Linked DNA regions of Homo sapiens: all the other regions are linked to region 4. A link is a loop called in an ENCODE intact Hi-C map of the cell type or tissue named here. Cell type or tissue: PC-3. All regions are shown on one strand. Region 1 overlaps MID1 (midline 1). Region 2 has its middle 230 kb from the start of CLCN4. Region 3 has its middle 98 kb from the start of CLCN4. Region 4 holds the start of MID1 (midline 1).

What was found. Peaks named below come from ENCODE experiments on the same cell type or tissue, not always from the same donor. Only the 100,000 strongest peaks of a DNase experiment are listed, where the experiment ranks them.
Region 1: it touches region 4 in a loop (3-fold over the local background); 3 of 110 quality-filtered maps call a loop at or near these places.
Region 2: it touches region 4 in a loop (2.9-fold over the local background); 2 of 110 quality-filtered maps call a loop at or near these places.
Region 3: a loop joins it to region 4, with 15 times the contacts of the local background. A loop is called at or near these places in 8 of 110 quality-filtered maps.

The regions. Positions count from the first base shown.
Region 1 is chrX:10,446,225-10,454,224 of GRCh38, reverse strand. It overlaps MID1 (midline 1), which reads left to right. Exons shown (of 10, transcript NM_000381.4): 10 at 4,509-8,000. The coding sequence ends at 4,857. Among named protein-coding and RNA genes, the nearest start is that of MID1, 170 kb to the left of the region's middle. RefSeq lists an enhancer at 4,087-5,286. In PC-3, no CTCF peak of the experiment used is centred here; DNase peaks (open chromatin) are centred at 3,494 and 6,204; H3K4me3 peaks cover 411 bases; H3K27ac peaks cover 2,406 bases.
Region 2 is chrX:10,382,805-10,390,804 of GRCh38, reverse strand. No RefSeq gene overlaps it. Among named protein-coding and RNA genes, the nearest start is that of CLCN4, 230 kb to the right of the region's middle. In PC-3, no CTCF peak of the experiment used is centred here; a DNase peak (open chromatin) is centred at 3,614; H3K27ac peaks cover 1,333 bases.
Region 3 is chrX:10,250,747-10,258,746 of GRCh38, reverse strand. No RefSeq gene overlaps it. Among named protein-coding and RNA genes, the nearest start is that of CLCN4, 98 kb to the right of the region's middle. In PC-3, a CTCF peak has its summit at 3,815 (motif pointing left); a DNase peak (open chromatin) is centred at 3,816.
Region 4 is chrX:10,613,011-10,621,010 of GRCh38, reverse strand. It overlaps MID1 (midline 1), which reads left to right and starts at 426. Exons shown (of 10, transcript NM_000381.4): 1 at 426-721. It overlaps LOC124905245 (a long non-coding RNA gene), which reads right to left and starts at 1,310. Exons shown (of 2, transcript XR_007068391.1): 1 at 1,171-1,310; 2 at 1-864. In PC-3, CTCF peaks have their summits at 2,915, 4,680 and 4,882 (motif pointing right); DNase peaks (open chromatin) are centred at 420 and 2,740; H3K4me3 peaks cover 5,253 bases; H3K27ac peaks cover 4,544 bases.

The DNA.
Region 1 (8,000 bases), 170 kb after region 4:
AGGCTGGGAATAATTTCAAAAGGCCTGTTAGATCCAGCCCAGTGACTTTAGCCCACTGAGTTCTCTAAGAATAAGGGCAAAGGTCAGGACACAATTACATTGGAATTAGTTAACCTCACAAAGTTAACCTTGCCTAATCCACAGCCACAACTGCACCCCTTTGACCGTCTGTCTCACAAATGCCTGCTTGCTATTGATCAAAAAGGGAGCTATTTTATTTTTATTTAACAAGCCCTCATATGGTACAAGTATGTGCCAGGCACTGGTCTAAGCATTTTACAGATGTCAACTCATTTATTCAGCCTTACAGCCCTACAAAGGTAGGTGCTAATATTATCCACTTTACTGATGAGGTGACTGAGGTATATGCTGAAGATCACAGGGTTACAAAGCTCACAGGTGGCAGAGTCAGTAAGTCTGCAGTCAAGGGTCAGGCTCTTAACCAGCAGTCCACAAACATTATCTGTAAAGGGCCAGAGATTCAATATTTCTGGTTTTGCATGCCAAATGATTTTTGTCACTAATACTCGACTCTTCTGTTGTAGTGGGAAAGCAGCCACAGACAACACCTACACAAATGGACATGGCTGCGTTCCAATAAAACTTCATTTATAAAAACAGGCAGAGGGCCAGAGTTGGCCCCTGGGTAGTAGTTTGCTGTTCCCCGCTCTTAACCACCATGGTATGCTGCTATTCACAAAAGGGTGGTATATTTTTGAAATGCTATAATTACTCTCTAGGGTTTATGACAGTGTACGTAATGAGTGATAGCTGAATCCTTGCTTTAAAAAATAAAATCAACATTCAAAATTGCATAGCCTGAAGATGGTGAGTATAACAGTGTTTCTTTCAATATAAGCATGATAAAACACTTATTTATATATAAAAAAACCTTTCAATTCAAACCTATGCAAATAATGTGACATGGCTGAGTCCTTTATATTGTAGGTAGAAATTAGCCAAAAATCTAAGAAGTGAATTGTAAGCTTCCCATCTCTCCCAATAATGGTACATACTATATTGGCTGAGCGAGTAGGTTTTCCTTTGTTGCTATCCTCATAATTCTCTTTGCCTAGAAGAGTTTTCTGTTCCAACATCCTGCCAGAGGATGGAGGACAAATCCTTCACCCCACTAGGCTCTGGGCTAGATTGGCATTTGCAATTTTTAGCTGCAGTGGGGCAAAATTAAAGCACAAAGGAAAACACAATGGATGCAGGTACAAAAAAAGCAAATGTTTCTAGTTAATTAATGTGCTGTATTAATCTGGGATAGAATCCAGGGTCTAAATGATTATTACTCTATTAATAATTAATTATGATAAATGAAACCTGATCATTATGATCTCATTGCCATTGATGAATAGTTTGCAAAATTCCATCAGACCACTTCAGTTATATAAACACACATCAGCATTACCTTGAAAACACCCTCCAGATGTCAAAACTAACTCATGAGGGGGAAAAGAAATTCTAAAATTAATTGCTACACAATTAATCTTTACAAACCTGACGGTGTCAATTTCAGAAAAATCTTCATGTAGAAAGTCACTTTACATTTCCTTGGGGGGTATTAGCAAGGAAGGGGCACCCCCTACGATTAAATGCCTGTGACATCTTGACTTGCAACAGCTAATGACATATTTGCTTATGAAATATAGTCCTGACTTTAAATTGATGTGTACATTATGATCTGTGCAATGGGGCACGTTAACATTGCTCCGAGAGACATAATTTTTATACTTTGAATTCTCCGTGTCTCACTGCGTAACTTAATGGAACATTACATTCTGCCTGCACATTTCAAGCTCAATGGAAATATGTACCTAGTTTCACAGATTAATGATACTATAATGGTATTTTCCTTTGCTTAATGGACTATACACTTAGTATTTTCTTACTCTCTAATGCTAATGTGCACTTGGTGTTTTATGAAATGGTGTTAACTAAATGAGTAATAACGGGTTCATGCAAAGATTATTAGACCAGAAGGGGTGGGGGCAGCATACAACTCTGGATTTTGCTCCCAATTTTAATCTTCTGTTTCTACTTGCTACATGTAGTCAGCCATACCTGCCACAGCTATTTCATAGGGTTCAGTTAAGGTTCAAATGGGAAATAAACATCAAAGTAATAAAAAATAAAAATGCTGTGCCACAACAAGAAGGAAACAATACAGATGTGGTGATTTTGTGATGCAGGTTCCAAATTGTCTGAAAAGCGGAAATAGTATTCACTGGGGTATACAGAACATTTTTGGGGGGTGGGAGATACTGACAATTGCAAAATGAAAACCTTTCCAAAATGTATGTATTAGTCTGTTTTCATGCTGCTGGTAAAGACATAACCAAGACCAGGCAATTTGCAAAAGAGGTTTATAATGGACTTACTTACTTACAGTTCTATGTGGCTGGGAAAGCCCACAATCATGGCAGAAGGCAAGGAGGAACAAGTCCCGTCTTACATGGATGGCAGCAGGCAAAAAGAGAGCTTGTGCAGGGAAACTCCCCCGTTTTAAAACCATCAGATCTCATGAGACTTATTCACTATCACGAGAACAACACTGAAAGGACCTGCCCCCATGATTCAATTTCCTTCCACCGGGTCCCTCCCACAACATGTGGGAATTCAAGATGAGATTTGGGTGGGGACACAGCCAAACCATATCAGTGTATCAAATAAACAGATGACATTTGAGACCCTCGATGCATGCCACAGAAGGGAGCCAGAAGCTTACAGGACCCTGGAAGGGCTGGGGCATGAAGTCAGGGAGTCTGCTGCTCTAGTTCATGGAGTCATGATGAGCTGTAGCTGCTGCAAAGTTGCCCACAGCACAAGGCAGGTGTACTCAGGCGCTCATCTAGAAGCTTCCACCAACCGCACGTCTACTGTCTGCCATCAGGAAAGCGTGTTTCCCCTCCTCTAAGCACTTCTGGATCTTGTGCAAAGGCATCACAATAGCAGAGCCTGACCCAGACTCCTACAGGAAAGGGGATTCTGGGAAATGCAACTTGGATTCTCCTCATAAGCAGGAGAGGATGGACGGGAGGGAAGAGAGGATGCAACATTGATGACAGACAGGCCTGCACACTGGGCTTGGCAGATTATCAATTCCATCCTTCTTTTGGATTTAGTGATGGCATGTTGTGTTAATTTTCTTTTTAAACAAACACACCACTCTTAAAGTGATTGTATTTTAAGTCCAGTGTGATTTTTTTTAAAGAATGTCATTTTATTAAAGACCCATGAAATTTTTCTCTCTGCATTGGGTAAGGTACCATATGTTAATATCCAATTAGACTGGTTTCTGCTATAACATATTAAAAGTTCAACTGTGAGTCATTTACTCTTTATAAAGAGTGATGGGTTTTGTTTATCTTAATAACTGAAATACGATGAATATTACAGAGGCATGACTCAGAGGGGTAAAAAGAGATTAAGATGCTTAGAACATTGTAGAAAGCATTCTTTGGATTTTTTTGAGCAGCAAGAGAACATTTAGAATAACCAGAAGATCCGTCTGCTCAAACACGTTCAGAATTTTTTTTCCAGTATAATCAGAAAGGCTCTTGGCAGTGATGAACTGCACAATTTCTGGTTACGGATGGCATTGTAGAATGTAGTTCGTGTTTGTGGGTTTTGAGTCATCCTGAGTTCAAATTCTGATTCTGGTACTTATTGTTAATATGTGCCATCAGGCAATAATAATAAAATAAATAGCAGTTACTGAATATTACATGCCAGGTCCTGTGCCTGGGACTTAACATGTATTCTCTCCTTTACTCCTTAAAATAACACTGTATATTTCTCAATATACATGAGAAAATTGGGGCTGAGTAATGACAAAGGATTTATCCCTGCAAATGGGAATCATCTTCTGTGCTTGCCCTTGGCAAAGTGCATTCAGAATCAGAAAATGACAGACATGGTGTTAAATGAAAAATTATAAGAAGGTCAAAAGGAGAAGTCTAGGGTTGTGCTGTCCAGTATGGTAGCTATGAGCCACAGGCAGCTATTTAAATCATTTAACTTAATGAAAATTAAATAAATTTAAAGTTCAGTTCCTCAGTCTCACCAGCCGCAGCTAAAGTGCCCAGTAGCCATATGTGGCTTGTGGTTACCATATCGAGGAGAGCAGAACATTTCAGTCATTGAAGAAAGTTCTTTTGGTCAGCACTGGTCTAGCGAATTCATTGTGTAGATTTTTATAAGAGTGAAAAAAAGCAGCAAAACTCAAAGTTCAAATTCTCCGTAGTGTTTGAGCTGAAAACAGAAATGTGGGTAAATACGACGCTTCTTTCCACCCACTACTTTCCACCCACTTTCCATGTTTGGGAGGGAAGGAGATGAGGAACACAGATGTTGGGGTTCTTGCCAAGCTTTCACTTAAAGAAAATGAACAGGGACAACAAATGATCATGTTTTTATAACCCCTGAGGACCACAGAACGGATTTAACGTGCATGTGCAACATGGCTCATTGTTTTTGTTGTTGCTGTTTTGTTTCCGCAGGTATGCCATTGGTCTTGCTTACAAATCAGCCCCGAAGCATGAATGGATTGGGAAGAACTCTGCTTCCTGGGCGCTCTGCCGCTGCAACAATAACTGGGTGGTGAGACACAATAGCAAGGAAATCCCCATTGAGCCTGCCCCCCACCTCCGGCGCGTGGGCATCCTGCTGGACTATGATAACGGCTCTATCGCCTTTTATGATGCTTTGAACTCCATCCACCTCTACACCTTCGACGTCGCATTTGCGCAGCCTGTTTGCCCCACCTTCACCGTGTGGAACAAGTGTCTGACGATTATCACTGGGCTCCCTATCCCAGACCATTTGGACTGCACAGAGCAGCTGCCGTGAGCGTCTGGCCACATGGAGCTGCTTTCTGGGGAACAGTAAGGTTCAGGCCACTATTTAGGGGACTGAGAAAGCACAGGCTTCATGAGTGTAATGAAATCTCACCAGAAGTGTCCCGAAATCGGCTCAGATAGGGCTCAAAACAAGAGATTCCTCTCCTTTTACTGTGTCTTGTATTAAGTACGGGCTTTAATAATTTCTTTAATTTTTTTGTATTTAGAGGAAAATCTATAGATTATTTATAAGAGAAACATAATCAGGATTACAACTTTTAGGAATTACTTGGTTTTGCACATTAAGAGGCCCATAAGTTTATCAGCTATTTACAACCTTCATTTCATCACAATCTGTGGGCTTACAAAAAAACAAAAACTTTTGTAGTTTTGTATGTTACTCATCTTCTTACCTGATATCCCATGATGATCCCATGGTAGGTCTTCTCACCTCGATGGTGCATAACAGGATGTGTTTGAACCTAGTAGGGGAGGAAACAGGCTTTCTTACTCTGGTTTAATTTGAAGTGTTTTAATTGTGATGTCAAAAAGTTGTATCAGATCAACTAAAATGGAGAGCAAGACAGAGAATGAAAAGAGTTGATTTTGGACCTCGGACCTTGCCGTGGCTAAATCTTTACCTTCTCATAGCTGATGGGATAATGTTGGAAAGAAAGGTTCTGAATCCTTTGGCCACATTTTGCCCTGCTTCTCTCAGGGTTAAGGGTTCTGGAAGAACATTAAGAATGAGATTGCAATTGAAAATAGTCATTTTGAATCCTATTGATTATTCAAAAATTCAGGCTGATTTGTCTTTTATCAGAGGTAGGATTCTGTTTTATAGTATAGAATCTACTTTATCCTTCCTTTTAATAGTTCCTTTAGACCTGTGAAATTTCTTCACTACATTTAATAGTTCTCCTATTTCCCGCTCCCCCATATCAATTTTCCTTTTGTCTCCGGGGCTGAGTAAATAAACATGTTCTGTCACAAATAGCAGCACCACTTTGGATTGATTTTGCTCTCCAGGACATCAGCACATGGCCCTGATCAGCACTACCACATCCAAACATAAGTCACTGAAAAACACTTAATATTTATGAGTTGGTAATGACAAGGGACATTGTATAAAGTACTATTTGCTAGATTCATGCCTCAAAAGTTATTATAAACAGACCTTTATTAAACACATCTTGAAAGATGTAGAAGTCCCTCTATAGTCTAGTATAGTTTACAATAGAGTTGTAAGACCAAAAAAAAAAAAAAAAAATTCAAACTCGTTATTCAGGAACCTGCTTATAAAATGTCAGCTGGGATTCTTTGCATGCCAATCTGATGCGTTGGAATGGTCCATGAATTAAGGCTTTCTTGAGCAGTTCTTGGCCCAGAACTCTGGCATTGGTTCTAGTTTGATGAAGGGCATGACCTCTATAAATGGTTTCAATTGCTAAAATATTTACCTGGGATACTGGGTCAGCCATTTTGACTGAGCAGACTAGTGGATTTAGACATTGTTTTTAGTTATTTTGTTTTTAACCAAATCAACCAACTGCCTCCCTGAAATAAGTCAATGAACTCATTGTTTCAGCATCACGTGGCCAAAGGTCATGTGATTGCAAATCTGGATTTCAAGGGAGGCCAAGCCAGCTTCCTGGGTCCTTCCATCCTCTTCCCTAGCAGACACTCTCCTTTTTCTTAACAGATAGATTCTATATATTTACTATATTATTTATACCCAGATGAATATTTTGATAGATACCTAAGACAATTTCACATCTAAAAGATGGACGCCTCAATGGAAAAAAAACAATCTTTCTCTGGAAACCTTATAGGTTTTTCTTTTTATTACAATATAAAAGCAATGTGTGTTTGCCTTCTCTGAGTAAACTGAAAGGGTTGTCTCAGTAATTTTTACATACATTTTGGGTAACTGGATAATGGATATTTTAATGCACTTTGTACACTAACAGGTTCTAAATAAAAGGGTCTAAAACTCAGCTTCTGAGTTTTTAAAATCACGGTCTCCAGGTACCAATAAATGCTACAGTTTGCCTTATGATGTTAACATAAAACACTTAGTAGAAGGACAATATTTCCATGAAAATAATGTTTTTCAATATTAAGAAGTTACTACTCAAATTTTCACAGTAAGCCATTTAGGGTATGTTTGGCTATTTTTATAAGGACATGAGAGATTATGTCATAATTTTGTTGTGGAAGTCTCACTCTTGGCTAACTTAAAAGCATTGTGGATAGTAGCAGTTACTAGTTCCAGGTTGTCATATTTACAGGAAAATATGTATATGGTGAAAGGCCACCGTGTTTAATTACTATAATGATGTAGAAAAGATTCCCGTGTGAATTTTTTTTTTGAAAGTCTAAAAAATGTATGCTGTAAAAATTTGCTGCAGTGTAATTTTGCATTCTCTTTAAACTGATTGAGGTCACAGTATTTTATTATTTGGGGTCCTCACCACAGGAAACACTGCGATACAGGGGCAAAAGAGATGGCAGTGCCAATTAAATTAATACAACAAAATCAATGCAGCACCAACCAAGACTGCCAGGTCTGGTGTCATGGGTATGCCCAGAGCCCAGGAGTTCAGAAGGGCCCTAAGCCTGATTTAATGCTCTGCTGTTGATGTCTTGAAATTCTTAACAATTTTTGAACAAGGGGCCTGCGTTTTCACTTCGCACTGGGCCTTGCAAATTACATAGCGAGTGCTCATAAAAGAACTCAGAAACGTGGTACCTCTCTTCCTGGTGGATACAAATAAAGAAATCTGGATCCAAAGTTGAAAGTTGCTGGCGATATCATTCAAGTAGGACTCTAAATAGTGGATTAAGATGAGGGTGGGCCTGGGTGAAGATTCTTTCCAGCTTTAAAAGAAAGTGACTTCAAAAACTGACTGCAAATATTGACGATGGTTTCTGCTGGAGGAAAAGAAACAGCTTGAATACAGACAGGCTTTTTTATTACGGTACTGATATATTGACCTTAAACTTGCTGAGGAACTGAACTAACGTCCTCCAGTGACCGTGGAATTCCATCTCAGCTCCAGGAACATGCAGATACCTGCAAAGAGACACGCATATATGCTGGCATACATGTGCATTTGGTGTTGGGAAGTTGACCATCTGGTCTATCTTAAT
Region 2 (8,000 bases), 230 kb after region 4:
CATTCTGCAGATATGAACATTCTGATATCACTAAGTGACAGGCTGGAAAGGTGTCCATGCCTCTAGGACATCATCATGTTCTTTCCCCAGTCTGACCCTGCTGAAGCCCAGAGGGACTCTACATTGTCCTGATGCTAACAGCATTATCATGCATACCTTCTGGCCATTCTCTTTTATGTATCCATGTTTTCAGATGCTCTGCCCCCCGCCTTTATTTTTTAGTGTCTGGGGGTGCTCCAAATGTGCTCATAATTCTGTTTTATAGTAGTTAGAAATAAGAGACAGAGCTCCACTGACTTGCCCTGAGTCAGACATCAAAGCAGATACTCAATTAGAACGCAGGTCTCCAGGGTGTTTTGTTAAGCTCTTCCCTTTATTAAATGTTACACATAATAAATTTTCTAGGCAGCACCATTCCGGGAATGTACAGTATACATTATCCAGCACCCAGTGGAGTTAACTTTGCCACAGATGCCTTAAGACTCATTTCTGTATTTGCTTCTCTGTTGGTCAGTTTTCAAAAGAAACATTAAGCTTTTCACCCATGTAAGGCAGAGTACATCATTTCCCAAAAATGGTCTTTGGATGTGCTTACTCCTTTTCCACGTTTCCCGTCTTAGAGGTGATTCTTTTACAGCATCTGTCAGCCCACTAGAAACAACAGAATAAATTGTCCGAATACAGGAACCTCTTATCTAAATAAGTAAACAAACTGTTTTCTCTCCAAAGCCTTTGACTTTCTATGGGCCAGTTTAGTTAATAATAAAAACACATGAAATGTGTTTAGCGCTTACCCTTTAATATTAGCCACTTTACATGAATTTCTTTGCACCTTGCGACCACCATTCAAAGAGACTATTATTATCATGATTCACACTTTACAAATAAGAAGCTGATGTTTGTTTGTTTTTTGTTCTGTTTTTATTATACTTTAAGTTCTAGGGTACATGTGCACAACGTGCAGGTTTGTTACATATGTATACATGTGTCATGTTGGTGTGCTGCACCCATTAACTCGTCATTTAACATTATGTATATCTCCTAATGCTGGCCCTCCCCCCGCCCGCCACCCCCCCCCCCCCCACAAGGAAGCTGATGTTTTGAGAGGGCAACTAATTACCAAATGTGGGGGGGTCAGGATTTGAACCCATAGAGTCAACTCCAGGAAGTCTGGCAGCAAAGCTGTGCCTCACGGCCACCTCTGTATCACCTTCTCTGGTTACCACCAAGTCCATGTTTTGAAGTTATTTTCAAGGACTGCTCCAATTATCTATTGCTGCATGAAAAACCACTCCAACACTTAGTGGGTTTAAAAGCATGTATTATTATCCCTGTGGTTCTGTGGATGGACTAGGTTCAGCTGATGGTTCTTGCTCAGAGTCTCAGATGGTAGCTGTCTGTTGATCTTGAGGCTGGGGTCATCTGAAGCCTTTGCACTCATATGTGTGGTGTCTGGGATGGCTGGGATTGCTGGGGTTGGTCAGGCATCTCTCTCCATGCAGTTTCCCCGTGTGGCTAGCTTAGGCTTCCTCACATGGTGGCATTCTTCCCTCAGAGCAAGAGTTTTAAGACAACTTGGCAAGGCTTCTTGTGTTCTAGCCTTGGAAATTCCAGAATATCAATTCCATCATATTAAGTTGAAATGTTCTCTTTTGACTATTTTCTTTTATTTTGGAAAAAATAACTTTTTCAAAAATTTGGGTTTTCCTTTTTTTTCTAATGGAAAAAAAATTGAATCCAACTCTGAAAAGAGATTAGTTACATTTGTAAATGTAGTAATATAGGAAAAAACAAAGCGTTCTTCCCTCTCTCCACTCTCACATAGTCACTCAGCACTTCTGACACCAGAAGTATGGGGTTTTTTTACCCCACACTCAAAGCAATTTTTCAGCCAAATCTCCAATGGACACCAGTTAGGTATCCTCTAATTTGATTCAATTTCGACATGATCTACCTAGAGATAGCATCAGATCCCACAGTCCCACAAGATTGTGCCCCACTTCAGATGCCAGTAGCACACACAGGTTGTAGCCTGGACTTTTGACCTACCAGCTATAAATGGAGGCTCCCATAACCCCTTCCTTGGGCTTGATTAATTTGCTAGAACAGCTCACAGAACTCGAGAAACTACTAGTTACATTTACCAGTTTATTAATAAAGGACACAGACGAATAGTCAGATGAAGAGATACATAGGGCAAGGTCTGAAAGGGTTCTGTCCCCATGGAGCTGGGGTGTGCCACCCTCCCAGCATGCAGATGTGTTCACTTACCCTGCCTGAGCCAGTCCTTTTGGATTTTTATGGAAGCTTTATTATGTTGGCATGATTGATTAAATCGTTGGGCATTGGTAATCAACTCAATTTCAGCCCCTCTCCCTCCTATTGCTCCTACATCCTCCCAGGTTGAGGGGTGGGGCTGAAAGTTCCAACCCTCCAGTCATGCTGACCTTTCCTGTGACCAGCCCCCAGCCTGAAGCTATTTAGGGGACCCCGGCCATCAGTCATCTAATTAGCCTACAAAAGACACTCATCACTCTGGAGATTTTTAGGGTTTTAAGAGTTGTACGTAAGGAAACAAAACAAAGACCAAATGTGTATTTCACAATATCACAGAAAAGATGACTGGTTTCATTTTTATTGCTCTTTGTATGTGTAGATTTACATTCTGTTTCTCTTCTTAATCTTCCTGATCTATTTTTGAGCAAGTTGAAGACAACTTTTTCAAACAGAGCTCTAAATTTCATTCCATCCCCAGGAACACCACCACCAACAACAAAACAACAAAAAGTTCTATTAATAAATTGAGTCCACCACAAAAAGAATGCCACACTGTCTTGAACTTTATTGACAGAATCATCTGTCATTGATTCCTCAGCTCCACCCTTGCCTGCAGCTCAGCACATGGGGCTTGGCCCCCTAAAGCCATTCTATCATTTATCTGAGAGAATGAGCCTTTGCATCTGAACATTTCCAACAGTAATGGAAATACAAGAACCAAGGGACTTTGGTTTTCCCCAAATTCACCCAAAAAAGTAGACAAAGAACTCTTAGCCAAAGCTCAAATCCTTCGGTGACGATCAAAATAATGTATCCCATTTTTCCTACTCTAGTCATTTCATGGTTCTGAAGATGGTATCAGACCCTTATCTGCCAATGTCTTTGCTTTTGTTTCATAAAGCAGGTTTTCTTTAAAGGAACCCAGAAGGTAAATCTGAGAACAAAGATGCTTTTAGACCAAAAACCTTGTCTCTGTGAAAACACCTGTGACTAGAGAATACCGGCTCTAATCCATTGCTGCATCATAGATCACTGTGTCAGCAGCGGTCCTTTGTCTCTAACAGACAACAAAGAGACAGGGGTTCCTCTGCTCCAGCGCAAGCATCTATAGAATAAAATCCACCTGTACAATAAAACAGCCTTTTTATAAAACAAAACTTTCAGAGAGATGGAGTTAACTGAAAGAGGGATTTTGTTTGTTTTAATGAGATTTCAAAATGTTGACCTATTTGGGAAAGAAGGTTTAGCCCAACAATAAAAATTACCAGTTTCAATGGATGAGTCAGCCGTGTCCTCCTTCTTCCAGTTGCTTGGGATTAAGTCATTAGTCACTTGATTATTTTATCAGGAGAGCAAGAGTGGCCATTCTCCTTCTGGTTTGTTGTCTTAATGTTGACTAAACAAGATTGGCAGTGATTTATACCAAAACCAAACTCTCCTGGCTCACTGGAGGAGTGGAAACTATTGAAAGATGAAATGTAAGACATGATTTTCTTAAACTAAATTGAATCATTGTGCTGAACTTAATTCTAATTGTTGAAACAGCTGCCATTAACAAGCCAATTCTGCCTCTCTAGATTTCCACCAAATCCCATATCATCTTGTTTCCCATCTTATCTGGGACTGATTTGAGGAAATCATTTGTTTTTAAAAAATTGGGTTTTTTTCAGTGGGTGTCAAACATTCCAACCTGGTCTGAATCTGTATTTAAGTGATAAGTAGCCCTAAGTTTTAGCCTTGGGATCTAGTCCATTCACAGTCTGCCCCTTATCTATCTTTAAATTTCACCTGATTGTTCTCTTGTCTAAACCGCCCATGACAATTTGCCTAGTCTCACCACTGTAGCAAAATCCCATCTTTGTCCCACTGCAAGTGTGGCTTTCTTATCCAAAATGCCCTTCTTCTTCTTCTTGTCCATCCTTCTAGGCTCAATTCTAGTCCCAAATCTTTCATGAAGACATGCTTGGCAGCTTCCCTCCAATCTCTTTTTATTCTCAACATCTAATACTAATTGCTTGTACCTATTCAAAGATACCCTCCCCTATTGCCGGTATTATATCTGCTACAGTTCATTTGTAAGGACATTATTGTCTAGTTACAGGGGTTGCACAAGTCTTATAATTTAATTTTCCCACCTGTATTGTTTTTCCTCTTTTAATGTTCCTTAAAGTTTTGTTGAAATTTCTTTTTTTAATCCTCCTTGAAGATGGAGACTCTTTAATTCAGTTCAACAAACATTTATTGAATGCAATGACCTATTTACATTCATTTGAAAGAAAAACATTGCAGATTCCTCTAAATTCATTTTATACTTCTTACAAATAATTCCCTTCAAGTACAGTACCAAGCTTTCTTTGTGGCATCTACTGCTCAAGACTTCTTTTTTGCTATAAAAATTTTTACTTTCTTGAATTAATTTTTGTAAAAGGTGTAAGGAAGGGATCCAGTTTCAGCTTTCTACATATGGCTAGCCAGTTTTTCCAGCACCATTTATTAATGTTAGACCTAAAACCATAAAAACCCTAGAAGAAAACCTAGGCAATACCATTCAGGACATAGCCATGGGCAAGGACTTCATATCTAAAACACCAAAAGCAATGGCAACAAAAGCCAAAATTGACAAATGGGATCTAATTAAACTCAAGAGCTTCTGCACAGCAAAAGAAACTACCATCAGAGTGAAAAGGCAACCTACAGAATGTGAGAACAGTTTTGCGACCTACTCATCTGACAAAGGGCTAATATCCAGAATCTACAATGAACTCCAACAAATTTACAAGAAAAAAAACAAACAACCCCATCAAAAAGTGGGCCAAGGATATGAACAGACACTTCTCAAAAGAAGACATTTATGCAGCCAAAAGACACATGAAAAAATGCTCTTCATCACTGGCCATCAGAGAAACGCAAATCAAAACCACAATGAGATACCATCTCACACCAGTTAGAATGGCGATCATTCAAAAGTCAGGAAACAACAGGTGCTGGAGAGGATGTGGAGAAATAGGAACACTTTTACACTGTTGGTGGGACTGTCAACTAGTTCAACCATTGTGGAAGTCAATGTGGTGATTCCTCAGGGATCTAGAACTAGAAATACCATTTGACCCAGCCATCCCATTACTGGGTGTATACTCAAAGGATTATAAATCATGCTGCTATAAAGACACATGCACACGTATGTTTATTGCGGCACTATTCACAATAGCAAAGACTTGGAACCAACCTAAATGTCCAACAACGATAGACTGGATTAAGAAAATGTGGCACATATACACCATGGAATACTATGCAGCCATAAAAAATGATGAGTTCATGTCCTTTGTAGGGACATGGATGAAACTGGACATCATCATTCTCAGTAAACTATCACAAGGACAAAAAACCAAACACCACATGTTCTCATTCATAGGTGGGAAGTGAACAATGAGACACATGGACACAGGAAGGGGAACATCACACACTGGGGACTGTTGTGGGGTAGGGGGAGGGGGGAGGAATAGCATTAGGAGATATACCTAAAGCTAAATGACGAGTTAATGGGTGCAGCACACAAACATGGCACATGTATACATATGTAACAAACCTGCACGTTGTGCACATGTACCCTAAAAGTTAAAGTATAATAATATTAACATTAAAAAAAAGAAAATGGAAAAAAAAATTTTTACTTTCCCCAGATTTCCTTTTCCCATCTTTTCGTCCACACTTATTTCTTTGAGTGCATATTTTTGAGAAATTATATAATTCAATTAGTAAATTAAATCAGATACTGCATGCCCAAGGACAGTTTTATATACAAAGGAATGGTATGAAGAATTCAATTATTTTCTTATTCATATTTGTTGTAGAACAGAACTTTCTAAGAATCAGCTTTGATTCAAATAGTAACATGTTTGCTTTCAGTTTCAATCCATTTCATTTTCCTAATGTAGTGTTTTTCAGAATGAGGTTTCCAATGCCTACCTCACAACCACTCCTCATTCTTATCTACTTTTGGTGGAAAGAGGTTTTTAAAAATGTGTAAGTTACTCAGGGGAGTGTCCGAGAGTGATGCAAGGAAACAGTTTGCACTTGTCTTCAAAGGAGGGGTGAGAAAGTCACAGGCAAGGAAGAGAAAAGTGGGAAGGAGCCACCAGAGGGAGAAGGAACTCAGAGATGCATATCTGATGCTACCTTGAATGTATGGAAAATAGAGTTGCCAGATTTAGCCAAGAAACAAAACCACACACTCAGAAATGACAACAACAAAAACAGGATGTCCAGGTAAATTTGAATTTCTAATAATGGATAATAATTTCTAATAATGAATAACTTACAACATATGTCTCAAGTATTGCCTTATGGCATTGCTAGCATCCTACAATTAAATGGGACATACACTAGAAAACTATTTATTGTTTACGTGAAATTCAAATTTAAGTGGGGGTCTGCATTTTATCTTATAACCTTAACTACAAAGCCACTCATTTAAAAAGTGAATACTTTTTCTTGCCACCCTCTCTGTGTGTTTGTGATTGGCTTTCTGTCTAGAAATGGGTACCCAAAGGTCTACTGTTCTAGATGTTGTGAACTAGGATGGAGGGTTAAGTATATGCTATAGTTTGGATATGGTTTGTTTGTCCCCACTAAAAGTCATGTTAAAATTTGATCCCCAGTGTAGTGGCGTTGGAAGCTGGGCCTCATGGGAAGTATTTGGGTCATAGGGGTGGATCCCTCGTGAATGGCTTGGTGCCAGTCTCAAAATGGTGAGTGAGCTTTCATTCTCCTAAGGCTAGATTAGTTCTCATGGGTGTGAACTAATTACCAGGACAATGGGTCATCATAAAGCCAGGATGCCCATCAGGTTTTCCCCTCTTTGTACATGTCTACTTCCTTTTTGACCTTCTCTGTCATGTTGTGACACTGCAAAAAAAAAAAAAAACAAAGCCCTCACCAGAAGCCAGAGCCACGTCCTTGAACTTCTCAGTATGTGGAATTGTGAGCTAAATAAACCTCTTTTCTTTATAAATAACCCAGTCTCAGATATTCTTTTATAGCAACACAAAACAGACTAAGACAGTATAACTCATACGTGGTCCTATCCTTTGCTGCTGGGCTAAGGTGTATATTAAAGAATCAAGAAGCACCATAAAAAGAAATCATTATTTGGCTGCCCAGAAGGGAATGGTCTTGTTGGTGGCACTGCCTAGAAGGCAGTTCTTTAGAACCCAAAGGATGACTTTCCAGTCAGTGGTGAAGAGCCCTGGCCCTCCTCCAGGCTGAAGGGACTGGAACAGGCAGAGGGGATGCCCCATGCTTTGTAAGAAGTGTAGCAGCATCCAGAAGCACCCCTTTCCTCACTCGCTACAACCAAAAGTGTCTCTAATCATTGCCAAACGTTTCCTGTTGGGTCATATTGCCTCAGTTAAGAATTCCCATCCAAAGGGAGAGAAACCAAGGAATCTAGAGCAAGAACAGAATGGAAACACATACCTGAGAAACAAATGGGGTGGGCAAGGATTTGCAGAAATGGGAGCAAAACCTCATAATCATAGTAAAATCTCACCATTGAGTTGTTTACCCAGGAAGCCAGCCCTAGAGGACAGGGATCTAGTCTGTCATCTTCACTCCTTTTCCCTTAGTATCAAGAACAGTGTCTGAGCAAAGATAAATACTTGTTGAATGAATTATTATGTAAGCACAGTCATTCTATTATATAAACTTGCCTTCATACTCCCTAG
Region 3 (8,000 bases), 360 kb after region 4:
TGAGAAAGGATCTAAGCATCATATCTTCACATCTGCCGTGACCAGCCACCCTTCCACTGGGAAGTAGCTCCACTCTCAAATTCATGTAATTCTAACAGGGCAAGGAGTTAAGACCCCCTTTCTTTCCCACAGACTGAGCACATACCCCAGGATAGGTCAATCCAAATCAATTTTGAACATTAGGCATGGGGTGGCCAAGGTCTCTTTCTCTGCAGTAACTCTAAGGACCATATAACTTGGAGCTTCTTGGGGATGTCTTGTCACCATGTGGATATACCTTTCTAAGAATCAGGCTGAGGCAAGCAGAATCAAGAGATGGAACAAGAGACAAGAAAATAGAGACCTGCTGGTTACGGATAAGACACCTATGGGCCACTTCAAATCCTCTTGGCCTCTGCCCTGACTCCACCAACTGCTACTGACACCAGTTCCATGTAGGCTTTGACCAGCCTCATGCAGGTGCAACCTGACAATGTTTTCCACCCTGAGACTCCTCTGAGACTGCAATGAGTTCATTTTCTACTCTGTAGCTTCTCTCTCATAAGACACCTGTTGAACTGGCTCAGCACTCACCTGTGCAACCCATCCATATGAGGGGTGCCAATACCCAGGGGGCCACACTTGATGAATGAGGGACAGAGCTGATGAATAAATGCTTCCCCCTTTGTCACCAAGAAGGGCAGTCCTGAGATGGGTTCTATAAGGCTCTCCTGAAGATCCCATATGGCGTTGAGCTCCAGTTTCCCATGGTGCCAGCCAACTCATTTTTGCATCCTTCTCTTAGGTCTCTTGCATTCCCTTTCCCGTGCTGCTCCCAAATAAACTACCCTCACACGAGCCTTTGTCTCAGCCTCCTTGATGGGGGAACCCAGTCTATGACAGCACTGTTTGAATACCTGGATCCAGCTGTTCTTCAAACTACTTCTTTGGACTTCCCAGTTCCTTGAGCCAACAAAGTTATAAAGTTTTTTTTTCCTTTGGTGTGTGTGTGGGGGGAGGGGTGGTTTGGAGTGTGTGTGTGTGTGTGTTTAAGCTAATTTAAGTCTTTGTGATTTGCAACCAAAAAAGAACTTATCAACACAACTCCATTTTCCTCTTCTAAGTCACCATCATACCTCCATGACGGTCCACCACCACTTCTACCTTTCCAACATCCCTCTACCCTCCCAGTTAGCTCTAGTAAGATGAAGTATCATAATTGACTCCTCCTCATCCATCTCATCCCACAGGTATGGGGATGCCAAATCTCCCTGGAGATGCCAAATCGCCTCCAGATATGAAATCTTTCAACCTTTCGGTGGCTTTGAATCTAAAGTGTGTCTCTTGTAAATGGCACACTGAGTTTGAAGTGCCTGAGGGATCTTCAGCTGCATCCAAACAGGAAGTTAAAGAAGCCAATCTGGAGTTCTGGAGATAGACCAAGGTCAGAGACTGGGGAGGGATGGTCAAAACCAAGACCCTGGCTAAGGTAGCAGACAGAGCTTGTACAGATGAGAAGGCCAAGGCTGGAGCCCTGCAAGCCCATATTTATGGGTAGGAGGAGGGCAATGCTCATTGTCACTTACCTCAAAATTACGGGCATGTCATATAGGCCCAGAAGAAACCTCAGCAGCAAAATAGCAGGTGCCACAGAAGGTGGAAAAGGATTCAGGAGGTAGCAGGACCCACACTGAGTGCTCCTTTCCTCACACAGGGACCCCCATCTGTCTGGGCATTGGCAAGAATCTGGATCTGGAGGTACAAGTGAGCCATTTCAGCATCTTCAGCCACAAGATAGGCATGCATCTTCCCTCTGAGATAGCTCTTTTGTCAGTGCCAATCAGATCACTAAAGGCTATTTTTGACTGAGGCAGGAACATGGTTTCGGAGCCTAAAACTCATTTTCTGCCCTCTCCTAGACTCAAATCTCTCATTTGTTATCCTAGATTTTCCATTTCTTCATTAAAAATATCCGTTTCTGGTGGCTATTGATTACTTCCATGGCAGAGTGACAGACCTGAAATCTATTTCATTTGGAATTTGCACACAATGAAGGACTCTGGAAATGTCTTCAGCTCAAATTGCATCAGGAGGGATTTCCAAAGGGAGAGGGCAAGAGCTGACGTCCCACAAACCTGGTCTAACTTGGCTTCAAGAGGATTAGTAAGTGTGCATCCCAAGGAGGATACAGTGTGAGGTTAGCTGAATAGAAGGGGAGGTGACAGCTGATTTTTGAGAAGGCATTTTGATGAAGTTTCTAAGCAAGGAAAAAATACTTGCTGACAGACAGCAGTCAATACTGTGATAGCAGACAATTTTCTGGGGCTTTGACTAGGAAAGCATTTTGTCTTAAGCAAAGCATCCATATTGCAAATGCCAGACAGTTAGCATAGGCAGCACACAGTCACGACATTTGAAACTTTGGATGTTGGAGTTCACTGCTCTTCTAATTCTTTCTAAACATACTGCTTCTAATATTTGTCTTTGAAGATTATATCATAAAAGACAAGACAAATTCATTGGTCACTGTTCCCAAAACATTAGTTTGCCAAAACTGAACTATGTATCACAAGAATAAATAGAATCGGATCCCTGGTGCTTGCATTTTGCAGGACTGTGTACTCCAGTAAGATGGTTGGGGGTGTGGAGGAGTAGAGGAGCTAAACTTCAAGATGCAAAGGGCAAAAACATTCGTTTCAGCTCCCTGATCCTGGATATCTCTTTGGTCCGCATGTTAATTTGCAAAGAGAAGCTTGGCAGTGCCCATTTTTCTAAGCCTTGACGTATTAATCGGTAAATTAAAAAAAAAAAAAACCTATGGACTAGCTTAGCACAGAGGTGTCAAATGGTTCTTACTGCTTTCAACATCATTTCAACTCATTTGCAACATTTGCAAATGAGTTATACACAGTTTCTCAAGCTGAAAAGGACTAATTGAGTATCTGCCATACAATCAAACCAGAGGCTGGCAAATTATGGCCCGTGGGCCAAATCCATCCCACCACCTGGGTTTGTGTGGCCCACAGACCTTGCTGGAGCAAGCTGCCACTGTTAGTGGGGAGACCAGCCAGAGCATCACCCTCTGCCCCCTATTTCCCCCTCTGTTCCCACAACCTGCCTCCCAGGCCAGTGGCACTGATCAGGGCCCACACTGGACACCGCCTACACAGTGAGGTCTCTGCTGTGGGCGACTGCTGGGCTTCAAGCAGTCCAGGACCCTTCAGTCAACTGCCCAAGTTCAGATGGCCCAGTTCTCCAAAAGGAGAGAAGGGTGCACCAGAATGTCACCAGGGCAGAGAGCGAAACAGATCATGGTAGCGATCCTTCCCCAGATCCAGGCCCTCCCCCTTCCTCCCAGAGCCTATGGTTCAGATTCAAAGGGCGGTCACTTTTCCCCTAGAGAAAGTCTGCAGTAGATGGCACCTGGGCAGAAAGCTGCCTGCCATCCAGGACCAGCCACCCTAATCAAATGGGGCAGGGAGCCACAGGACTTCTCTCTCGTTATCTCAGAATTCACATGGTATTCTCAGTTTTGCCTTTTGGCCTGCAAAACCCGAAATATTTACTATCTGGCTCTTTGCAGGAAAAGTTCAGGACCCCTGGTATAAATTCCCATAAAACACTGGATCCAAATAGAGTAATCATTAAGGTGAGGAGGAGGCTGGAGAAGGAGAAAGCCCTGAGGGCCTATGTTGGGAAATCAGAGGTTCGTAACATGCATTTAAGAGAAAGATGCAAACTATAGATTTACATAACTGAATCCACAAACTTCTGCAAGTTGCATTCATTTCTTACCTGTTGTGTCATCTGCACACCAGGCTTGGTTATGTGGGGTATTTGAATGCCACCTACTGGGCACAAATGGCCTCCAATCATTGGAAATGATTGTTCACACTTGAAAAAAAAAAGGAGGTAATAGCTGGCATCTGACTGCATTGCCCGCACTGGGTCACACTGCACACCACAGCTGGCTGAAGGGCTTGAAGTACAGGGAAAGGTATTCTCTGTGGCAATCAAATTTCTCACTCGAGCAGAGTTTCTCAGCCTCTTTGTGAGAGGGCTGTCCTGTGCTGTCAGATGTATCTCAGCCTCCCTGGCCTCTACTCATGTAGCAGACTGAATAGCGTCCTCTGAAAAGATACGTCCAAGACCTAAACCCCAGTACCTGTGAATGTAACCTTATTTGGAAATAGCATGTCTTTGCAGACGTCATCAAGTTAAGGACCTCAGGATGAGATTATGCTGGATTTAGGGTGGGTCCTAAATCCAATGACAGGTGTCCATGTGAGAGAAATGAGAGGATGATTTGAGATGCAAAGACACAGAGGGGAAGGCCGTGTGAAGTCAGAGACAGAGACTGGAGTGCTGCTGCTATAAGCCATGGAATGTCAATGACCGCGAGTGACCAGCCAGACCTAGGAGAGAGGCACAGAAAGGATTCTCCCTCAGAGTCTCCAGAAGGGACCAACCCTGCTGATATCTTCTTTTCAGATTTCTGGCCTCCAGAATTGTGAGATAATAAATTTCTGTTATTTTAAGCCACCAAGTTTGTGGTAGTTTGATACATACAACATCAGGAAACGAATACAACCTACTAGATACCAGTCGCGTCCTACCCCAGTTGTGACAATCAAAAATGTCTCCAGATATTGCCAAATGTCCCCCGAGGAACAAAATCGCTCCTGATTGAGAACCACTGTGTGAGCACTATGCCCTCCAATCTGAAAGGAAGGAATTCTGGAGCTCTGTGAAGGCTGCCCAGCCATCCTACAAATTGAACAGTAGGTGAATACCATTGACGTGTGAGGCAAATGGGAAATGCAACCAAACTGAGGGAGATGAAATGCAGAAACGACTAGGAACTTTCTTTTTTGTTGATGCAGACATTTTGTTGACACAGACATTCTCTGTAAACCACCACTAGACACAGCAGGAACCCTTTTTAATCCATTTTGATCACAAAACATTAAGAGAATGATTGTCTTCACTTTTTTGTGAGGTAGGAGGTGAGACCAATGTCCTAGAAATAGAAACTAGTGACCATCACACGCACTGGGAGTCCCTCCTGTCACACAAGCGTGTGCCACGGAGAAAGTGCAACAAAGGCATTGCTTCTGCCTCCTGACTCTTGGCCTCTTCCACTACCAGTTAAAGCAAGATGTTAACTTTACCTCTGTTTCTGGAAGTGAACTTGGGCCACTTCCAAAAAGAGTGTAGCAGTGCTGTTGCTGGGTAGAAGTGTGAGCTTGAGAATCAGGCTGCCTGGCTTCAGAGCAGAGCTCTGCCTTGCACTAGCTGTGTGAGCATGCTCAAGCCACAAAACCTTTCCAGCCCTCATGTTCTCATCTGTAAAATGGGGGTAGCCATGGTGTGCTCAGCTTAGAGTGAGTATTCAAAATGTAATGAACATCAAACAGGCTCAGCCTAGAGTTTGACTGGCATAGTAAAGTGTTCAGGAAATATTTGCTCTTATTACCCAGAATGAAGAACATTCATGAATTAGCCAACCAATCTAGTGAGAACATTAAAGATTTATGCTTTGAAGGCACTACCAGAGGAGCAGAGCTACAAAACCTTTGGATTCCAAGTGCCCCAAAATGGAGCATGTTTGGGCATTGAATTTTTGATTATTTGGATAAAGGATTATCCACACAAAAAAATAGTGTGGGTAATCAAAAGCAGAAGTTAATCCAGAAATAACTGAACTACAGTCAGCAAATGCCATCAACACAGATCTCACTCCCAGCAATAGATAACCTACCTACATGCGAGGTCAGGGTCTCTGCCCTGAGAGGCCGCCAGCAGATTCATGACAGAAAGCCTCAGAGAGTAGCCAACTCTGACCTTGATTTGGTTACAGTAGTCCACAAAGCTGATTTCTGAAAGCAAAAAGGACAGCTAAACATCACAATGACATTGGATCTCCAAAACACAAGTCAAAAATATGTAATTTTTAAAAATGTGAATAGTGGTTGTATTAGTTTCGTATCACTGCTGTAACAAATTACCACAAATTTAGCGGCTTAAAACATCAAAGATTTATTATCTCATAGTTCCAGAAGGCAGAAGTCTGAATGGATCTTATGAGTTAAAAACAAAGGTGTTTTTGAAAAGATCAACAAAACTGATAGGCCACTAGCAAGACTAATAAAGAAGAAAAGAGAGAAGAATCAAATAGACACAATTAAAAATGATAAAGGGGATATCACCACTGATGCCACAGAAATACAAACTACCATCAGAGAATACTATAAACACCTCTATGCAAATAAACTAGAAAACCTAGAAGAAATGGATAAATTCCTCGACACATACATCCTCCCAAGACTAAACCAGGAAGAAGTTGAATCTCTGAATAGACCAATAACAGGCTCTGAAATTGAGGCAATAATTAATAGCTTACCAACCAAAAGAAGTCCAGGACCAGATGGATTCACAGCCGAATTCTACCAGACGTACAAAGAGGAGCTGGTACCATTCCCTCTGAAACTATTCCAATCAACAGAAAAAGAGGGAATCCTCCCTAACTCATTTTATGAGGCCAGCATCATCCTGATACCAAAGCCTGGCAGAGACACAACAAAAAAAGAGAATTTTAGACCAATATCCTTGATGAACATCGATGCAAAAATCCTCAATAAAATACTGGCAAACCGAATCCAGCAGCACATCAAAAAGCTTATCCACTATGATCAAGTGGGCTTCATCCCTGGGATGCAAGGCTGGTTCAACAAACGCAAATCAATAAATGTAATCCAGCATATAAACAGAACCAATGACAAAAACCACATGATTATCTCAATAGATGCAGAAAAGGCCTTTGACAAAATTCAACAACCCTTCATGCTAAAAACTCTCAATAAATTAGGTATTGATGGGACGTATCTCAAAGTAATAAGAGCTATCTATGACAAACCCACAGCCAATATCATACTGAATGGGCAGAAACTGGAAGCATTCCCTTTGAAAACTGACACAAGACAGGGATGCCCTCTCTCACCACTCCTATTCAACATAGTGTTGGAAGTTCTGGCCAGGGCAGTCAGGCAGGAGAAGGAAATAGAGGGTATTCAATTAGGAAAAGAGGAAGTCAAATTGTCCCTGTTTGCAGATGACATGATTGTATATCTAGAAAACCCCATCGTCTCAGCCCAAAATCTCCTCAAGCTGATAAGCAACTTCAGCAAAGTGTCAGGATACAAAATCAACATACAAAAATCACAAGCATTCTTATACACCAATAACAGACAAACAGAGAGCCAAATCATGAGTGAACTCCCATTCACAACTGCTTCAAAGAAAATAAAATACCTAGGAATCCAACTTACAAGGGATGTGAAGGACCTCTTCAAGGAGAACTACAAACCACTGCTCAATGAAATAAAAGAGGATACAAACAAATGGAAGAACATTCCATGCTCGTGGGTAGGAAGAATCAATATCATGAAAATGGCCATACTGCCCAAGGTAATTTGTAGATTCAATGCCATCCCCATCAAGCTACCAATGCCTTTCTTCACAGAATTGGAAACAACTACTTTAAAGTTCATATGGAACCAAAAAAGAGCCCGCAAGTCAATCCTAAGCCAAAAGAACAAAGCTGGAGGCATCACACTACCTGACTTCAAACTATACTACAAGGCTACAGTAACCAAAACAGCATGGTACTGGTACCAAAACAGAGATATAGACCAATGGAACAGAACAGAGCCCTCAGAAATAATGCCACATATCTACAACTATCTGATCTTTGACAAACCTGAGAAAAACAAGCAATGGGGAAAGGATTCCCTATTTAATAAATAGTGCTGGGAAAACTGGCTAGCCATATGGAGAAAGCTGAAACTGGATCCCTTCCTTACACCTTATACAAAAATTAATTCAAGATGGATTAAAGACTTAAATGTTAGACCTAAAACCATAAAAACCCTAGAAGAAAACCTAGGCAATACTATTCAGGACATAGGCATGGGCAAGGACTTCATGTCTAAAACACCAAAAGCAATGGCAACAAAAGCCAA
Region 4 (8,000 bases):
GTTCGTTTTAGTTAAGGTGTTACTCATAACAATTTGGTTTCCTTTCCAGTCTTTTGCAAAAGTAGGGCTTCAGTGCAAGATATCCTTTTAAAAATACCCTTGGGTCCTGAGTGTTGAACTTTTCTGGCTGAAATAATTTTGCACCTTCCAAATGTTTTAATGCTGTTAGGGAGCTCTTAAAATGCAAGGATTTAAGGCCCTTAGCTAGTTAAGCTTTTAGCAGAACTAGAGCTGTTAGATAAGAATAGAACTCATCCTTTACTTTTGGAGCTTTGGACATTGTTTCCAGCTGCTTCCAGTCATTTGAATCCCGAAAGCGCCCCTAATCCTCGCGGAGGCAGCCTTTCTGGCTCCCAGGACCCACCCCCTTGCTTCTGATTGGCGAAGCTCCTCCGCGGCCCAAGCCAGCCACCTACAACGTCTCTGAGAACTGATTTGAAATAAGAGCCAGGCGGTCCTCGCTTCCCTGCGACCGACTTTTCATAGGCTGGGGGAGAAAAGGTTGAGAAACTTGACATTGTCTCGAGCAGAGTGCGTGTAGCAACAGATCAAAGAAAAAGAGGACGAAAACGTGCTCTTTGCTGCCCGTAGATTTCGCCGGGTTGCTTTTGTCTTGCGGGCTCCTGTCGGGTTCGGTGTTTCCGCTCTGAAGACTGCGACGCGGGCTCCGATGCAGCTCGCTCCCTGCCGGATGGGTCATGGGATTCTAAACATGAGGCAGGTAAGCTCAGGCGGTTGCGCTGGCGGCGGAGGGGGCGGGCGCCGCCCGGGACCCCTGCGACGTGTTACTGCGGAGAGCTTGCTGGGTTAGCAGGCGCCTGGCCGTAGTCGATGCGTTTGGCGGAAAGACGGGGCTGCATTTTCCTAAGACAACCAAAGAAGCACATTTTACCTGAGCCACCCCGGTCTGGTCCTCGCCACCCGCCCCCACTTTTGCCTCTAATTGTGGTTGATGTCAGGCAGTCGTTGTAAAGGGCTTACAAGCAGTTTGTAGAATATATGTAAATCAATTCCAGTTTGCGGCCGCTGGAATGTATCGTGCAGGATGTATCTCGAGCTTTTAGTGCCTCTACCCTATGCTTTGGGCTAGAATAAAGACAGCTGAATGTCCTGAAAAAGAATTTCACGGGGCCTCTTATCTCATTTTGGTTTCGCATTCTGAGCACTTACTGTGTTTCTGGCGGAGAAGGCGGAACCAGCTTGAAATGAGCACAGACAGTCCTTCCAGAAAAATGCAAATTTGTTTTTCTGTTCTAGCAGTTTGGAAACTGTATTGCTTCTGGACGTGAGAAGGCAGCCCTGAAAGTAGTGAGCGGAGAAAGGGCTGGGGGATTACTTAAATGAGTCTTTGAAAAGAATTCTAAACCAACAGCTTCTTCTGTGGCTCTGGGGCATGATGATAAAATTCCTTATCAGTCCAGGAAGAGGTTTATAGCTTTGCTGTTAAGCAAGAAAAGGAAAGAAAAAGTGGATGTAGGAAGCCAAGGAGAGGGTGTGATTTACAACTCAATCAAAGTTATGGAAGAATTTTATGTCAATATTTAAATATCAAGAACAATACTCATATAAGGAGAAAACAAGGCTGGAAAAACATGCCAATAGGCTTGGAAGGGCAGGGATTTCAAGAGGAATGCTATTGCTTTTACCAGCTCTGAATAAATCTGGATGGGAAAGTTAGCATCTGTATCGCAACCGGAAAAGCTCTTCACTTTTTCTTCTAAGTGGGTTGGGTGCTCGCCACCCTGCACACTTTGGGGGAAGTGAGCTTTCCATTTAAGAGCGCAGGGGAGGGGTTTCGAACTTTCTGTCCCTTTCCCACAGCCTTGGGAGATGAAGCAGAGCCCCCTTCGAATGGTCAGCGCAAACCCTCCGCCTTCTTGCCCCCTCGCTTGTTCGCTCAGCAAGCAGGCTTGGCAAGTTTCAGTGAGTGCAGAAAAACACTTGCGGAGGAGCAAGTGCCGTCTGCTTGCAATGAATTGCCCTTGCCTTGGTAGGGACTGTGGGGAGGACGTCTTTAAGTTCTGCAAACTCACAGTCCAACCTCATACTTTTAATGTCTACTAAAGTGGGATGAGGAAAAGGAAGGAGAAGGGTAATTGGAAAGGATTGAAAAGGAAAAAGAGGAACGCAAAACATTTTTGACAAAGGTCCTTAGCTGGAACAAAGAAGTTATTTGATCCTGTGCAGAGCCACCTGTCCTCTCCTCGGTGGTGTCTGAGCTCAATTTCCAGAATCCCTGTTCCCACACAATTCCTCAGGAACCATGGCAGTCTCCGTGCCTTATGCCTAAGGTTTGCTTCCCCCAGCTTGGAATGGTTTTTCCCATGCCTAGTTTGTTGTGGCATTTACGTGAAGTTGGAAAACAGCCCAGTATTGAAATTTTAGGGGTACAAGTACACATATAGTGAACTCCTTAGTTATTTAATGAATGGGCAACTTTTCATCTCACAGCTACGTATGTCTACTAATTTTTTTGGCCTGTTCAGAACTTTGAAAGAGGGTGGGATGGAACAGGGGAGGAGATGAAGGAGAGAGACAGGATCATTGTTCATCCAAAGAACGAGGACAGTTTCCAGAATCTAGCATGTTGTTCCACTGCAGTCAGAACAAGAATGTAGGGAGGAATGAGATGGCAGTGTTATTGGCATGGGTTAATCCCTACTTTATTTGAGTTTCTCTTGGGGAAACCTGACTGTTGCATCCAGGCAGGGTGAGTCGAATTCACCAGCCAATTTGTCATCTCAGCCCGGCAGCTCCAGCTGGATTTACAGGGTTAACTATCAAACAGACCTGTGTGTCATCAGCTCAGCAATGAAATTGGATCTCTTTGCTGATGAGTGATCTGTCCCTAGGGCTGCACAAATGTTGTACACTGGTGTGGCAGCCCAGAAGAGACCCCTGCCTGCCACTGATAGCCAGAAATTCTGGGTAGCCAGAAATTGCCCGCAGAATTAGAAGGCTGTTTGCCTAGCTATAAGATTCAGAGGGGTTTGGGCTTCTGCCAGGTTGGCAGAAAAGGAACATTCCTGAAGCCACCACTTCAGGTGTAGAAGGATAGTATTCTTTGAGGGTTCCTAAGGCCACGGCTGAGTTAGGCCAAAGAAAAGTGTAAATCTGATTCACCTTGATCAGGAAGTAATTTTAAAATATGTGCCAACCTGTCTCTGCCCTCTGATCATAAACGGGAAACTTTTATGAACCTTCCTTGAGAAGGAATTTGCTCTGTTCCCAGGCAAAAGGAAAAGCATGGCCACCTGTTCTAGAAGCCTGGCCGAAAACAACAGGTTTGCCTGTGGCATTCCCGCAACTGCATATATCCTCCCCACATGGCAAGCCACCCATTGTCCCTACACACAAGAAGAACAAATAGTTCATTCTTGAGCTGGGGGAAAAATCAGATTCTCTAGGCAAAATTGCCTACTAGACATATTTTGTGTTTTTAACATCCTGATAACTTTAGAAAAAAAACTCTAAGGGAAGAAGGTGCATGATGTATTTCTGATCTACTAAAACAAAGTAAGTCACGTAGCTGCTAAATTCTTGCAAGGCCAGGATGCTGCTGTTTCAAGGAAGCCGTGAATCTGTTTGGTTAGCCCGTTCTGCATTCTTTAGATTGGAATTAAAATGCCCAAGGACATCTGGCTTAATAATGAAAGTCTTCGTATTAATCTTTCCTCTGAGGATTAGAAAGTCCTTTACAAACACGATCTATTTATTCTCTGCCACATCCCCAGGAGAGAATGAGGTGGCAATTTGATCCTCATTGAACAAATGGTGAGACGAAGGCAGAGAAAGGTTAAGTATAAAGAGACACAGCAAGTTAGGGGCAAGTCTGGGGATGAATACTCACCCACCCAGAAAGACTACCTGTGCAGGTTTAGGATCTCAAATGGCATTCTAGGGATTAAAACAGAATCTCTCTTACGACATTCTTTTTCTTATCATTCTGTAACTGGCAAGTATATTGTGTCCCAAGTATGTTGTATGGTTTCCTTCATTTGAAAGTCCAGACTCTTAACAGTTCAAAAGGCAGTTCTGTTCTCATTTCTCCCAACATTGAGATCAGGCAGCTTTTATGAAATCTAATAGAAAGATACAGTAACTAACTGGAATTTTAAATATGCATCTGAGAAATGTTCCCTTTCAACAGATGTTTTAAGTTTTTGCACATGGTTTATAGAGCTCAGTGTCTTCAACATATGTTAAAATTTTAATTTCTTCTCTGCTATCTCTCTTTCAGCAAATGTTATAATCATAAGACTTGCTGTCAGTTTAAAGATCCTTGTTGGTCATTTTGAAATAATTTTTTTGAGTCATGTTTTTAGTTCGCTTGGCTGTAGACCGCATAGGCTACAAGCAAATCCGTTAATTGGTAGTTGCATGTTATCCACAGACATTCCAGCAAGTTTTAAGGCTAAGTGCATATGTGGATGTCTCCTGGCTTTGATCGTTTGTGTGGTAAATAGACATCCAAGGTAGCTATGGCAACCTGGGCTGTGCGTTGGTGAAAGGAGGGGATTTAGTTACTGGACAAAGAGTAATTTGTTTGATTAGAAAAAGGTAGGGGCAAATCAGGACATTTTTAACCCACATGATTTGAGGATCCCAGTTCAATCAAATCATTTGGATTTTTCTCAATAGGCAAAAAGAAGTAATGGCTAAGCGCACCAGAGTATCTTGCAGACGTAATTTAATTATTTTTAAACAAGTGGTTGCTACTTTCCAAAAGCAATTTATACAATGAAAAGGAAGTACAATATATCATATAAATATCATCAATATCCCTATTGTACTAAGTATGAACGTTTTTATTTTCAGAACTTGATGGGACTTTGAAAGACCAGGATCTGATTAGAGGTGTGCATTTCAGTTATCTACCTGCAGGGGTCAGGCTTGAAGTTCCCGTGGTCGGAAGATCAGGCAGCGGACTTCACTGCAGGGAGCCCGAGGCAGAGTCAGAGAGAATTGCTCTGCTTATTTGGAACAATTAGTTAGCGATTCTTTAATCTTGTGACCAAAGCTACTATGAAAATGAGTTCATTCAAGGAAGAGAATATCAAATACGCTGTGATTAAAGAAAGGGCGATAAAGCCAGGTCAAACAGCAATCTAATCTCCGTTTACATGTAAGGCAGTTTATCGGGAAGATTCTGGCTCATTATCAATTCCTTTGATTTCACACAAAAGTGAGCTCAGCGGTTTTGTTCTAGAAATTTGTTTGCCCAGTTTTATGAGCTGGCATGTTATAAAAATTTCTTTAAACTAAAAAGGACACAATATTAGGGAGCCATCTGGATCCGAAATATTTTTCCCCCTCTGGAGGAAAATATTCCATTGACACAAGATCAGGATGGTTAATGGCCTCCAGGAGGTCAGGTGATAGTAGGAGCACAGAAAATTGAGGCGCAGAACAAAATGCCAAGAGGGGACTTTCCTGAAAAAACAAACCAGACCAAAGAAAATAACTTACCTGCTTTGCGCTATGAAAGAGAGGTTCTGAGTAAACATGGAAGAGGTGCTGATCATTTGTAGTACAAGTGGATGTTGAAGGTCTTATATTCAGTCCAGTGTTTATGATGAATATAATATAAAGGCTGTCCTTCCTTTCTTATATCATTCAATGACATTTACTGAGCACTCACAGAATTAATATATTCTGCCACATTATACGTGATTATTAATGTGCCAGGGCACTTTCTGGGTTCCAAATATGACTTTGGTAAGGCCCCTGCCCTCAAAGAACTTTTGATCTGGTGTACAATTTATTGTACCAGTAGCATAATGTAGGTTTTTCCATGGTCAAAATGGATGCTCATTAATATCTATATTTGTATGGGTAGGGATCCACTTGAAAAACTGATGGTATCCAAAACCTTACTGAACTTAGGAGACTTGAGAAGTGATTTGTAATTGTGAAATTTAGTTGATTTTTAGCCCACATGTCCATTTGTAGAAATTTATGACTTCTTACATAAAGCAGATTTCTCATAATTATTAAATAGTAATTTATTTTTCTCAATAGAGAAAAGTAACTCATAGGTAGTCCCCAATCTAGGAATACTTTATGTTTTAGGAGTTTGTTGTTTGAAACCCAGAGCATTTTCCAGCGAAAAATAATCAATCTGATTAATGTGAGATCAAGTTCTGTGTTTTGAGGACATGCCACTGTGTTATACAGGATGGAAACAGAAGGAGAAAGAATTGGCATACTTTTGGTAATAGGCCAGTCATGGCAATATTTGAAATAGGAAGTTCGTACTAGTTTTCACCTTTCTTTCTCCATCCTTCTGATGTCTTCTGGTCTCACTGGGGCATCTCCCCCAGGCCTGTCCTAATATATAGTGAATTCATAATTGTTCATCTTCCCACCCTTCCCTTCCCCACCTCCAAACCACTCTCCTGTTTCCTTTAGTCAATGGTCTCTACCACATGGCAGGAAAGAAGTAATATGGGTGAGCCAAAGCTCATGACTCTTATCCCTTTAACCCTTAGGATGAATCTTTAATTGGGGAAATTTCAAGCAGTGGAGCCTGGAGCTACAAAACACATGATTTTCCTTTCAGGGACAATATTTGGGGGCAGGGCCATGCCTTTGGCAGACAGAACTTGCTGGTGTGTCTGCCCGTGGGTCAGACCTCTTCATTTGTTCTTTCTCAGCAACCTGCCTGAACTTCTGGACCCACTAGGGTCTTTGTGAGTAACAGCCAGGGAGCCACAGGCCCCCAGTTGAGAGGGAATTATGGCGTTTGTGGGTTTGGGTTGTTTGTAAGTATGCTCTTTGTATGCTGAGCACTGTCTACTTGGATTAGAATAAATGGAAAGAAAATAGCTGTAGCATCCTCTTATCCACACGAGTATTTGAGTTGGTGTATATATTTCTACTCGTTTGTCTGCTTATCTTGGAACTGAGTTACTCCAGAGCAAGAGTCACATATTAATTACCTTTGAATCCCCAGACCCAAGCCCAGTGTCTGGCACACAATAAGAATCATTAAGTGTTCTACAGGCACATGCTGGGTGAATTTTAGTAAAAAAGAGAATGGAAAATGCTCCTTAAAATCCGAAGGGATATGAAGAAGAAAGGGCATTAGAAAGGTCCGGGAAACAGCAAGGACTAAATAGATCAGTAGTAGAGAAAATTAGCATAGGTTATGATTACTGAACTATATGTATATGGTTTTATATATATATAGTCCATTTATATACACATAGTCTCTCTCTGTCTGTCTGTCTGTCTGTCTGTCTCTCTCTCTCTCTCTCTCTCTCTCTCTCTCTCTCTATATATATATATATATATATATATATATATATATATTCCTTTCAGTTGTGTTCTGGGCAAGAACACAACCCAAAACATGGTAAGCAGCTTGGCTTATCCTCTGTTTGATTGTTCTGCAGAAATGATTACGAAATGGGTCATGCCCTCCAATAGCTCAAAGCCTAATCGCCAAGATAGAATCTGCTGCTTTCTCTCATTGAACCCAGCCTGATAGTTTAGGCCTTAGGTCCATGTGCAGTTGTTTAATTTTGCAGGTGAGTGGCATGCCCAAGGTTACTCCAGAACTGAGATAGCGTGTCTGAGAGAAGACTGAAGCCTTCTCCATGTAGATGGTGGCCACATTTTTCATAGTGAAGTTCAAGATTTGTGCCGGACAAAGCATTTTCATTGCTGGTAGGTGTAACAGACCAGAAGTTATAGTTAAAAATGACAAAATAGAAATTTCAGGGACATTTAATAGTTTATGGAAACAACAGGACTAATATATTACCAAAGGGTCTATGCGGTAGACTGTGGTATCTGTCCTATGTCAAGTTTTGGAGTGTTGCTTTGGTTGTGTGTATTTAGAAGTGGTCTTCCCCAAACAATTCGGAGGAAGGGGGATGTTACTGGGAAAATGGAATTCATTGAATGCCCTGCTGAGTTAATAATAAGTAGATGAATGGCCAAATAAAGCAATATATAGATGGACGGCACCACCAAATATTATTAATAGAGATTTA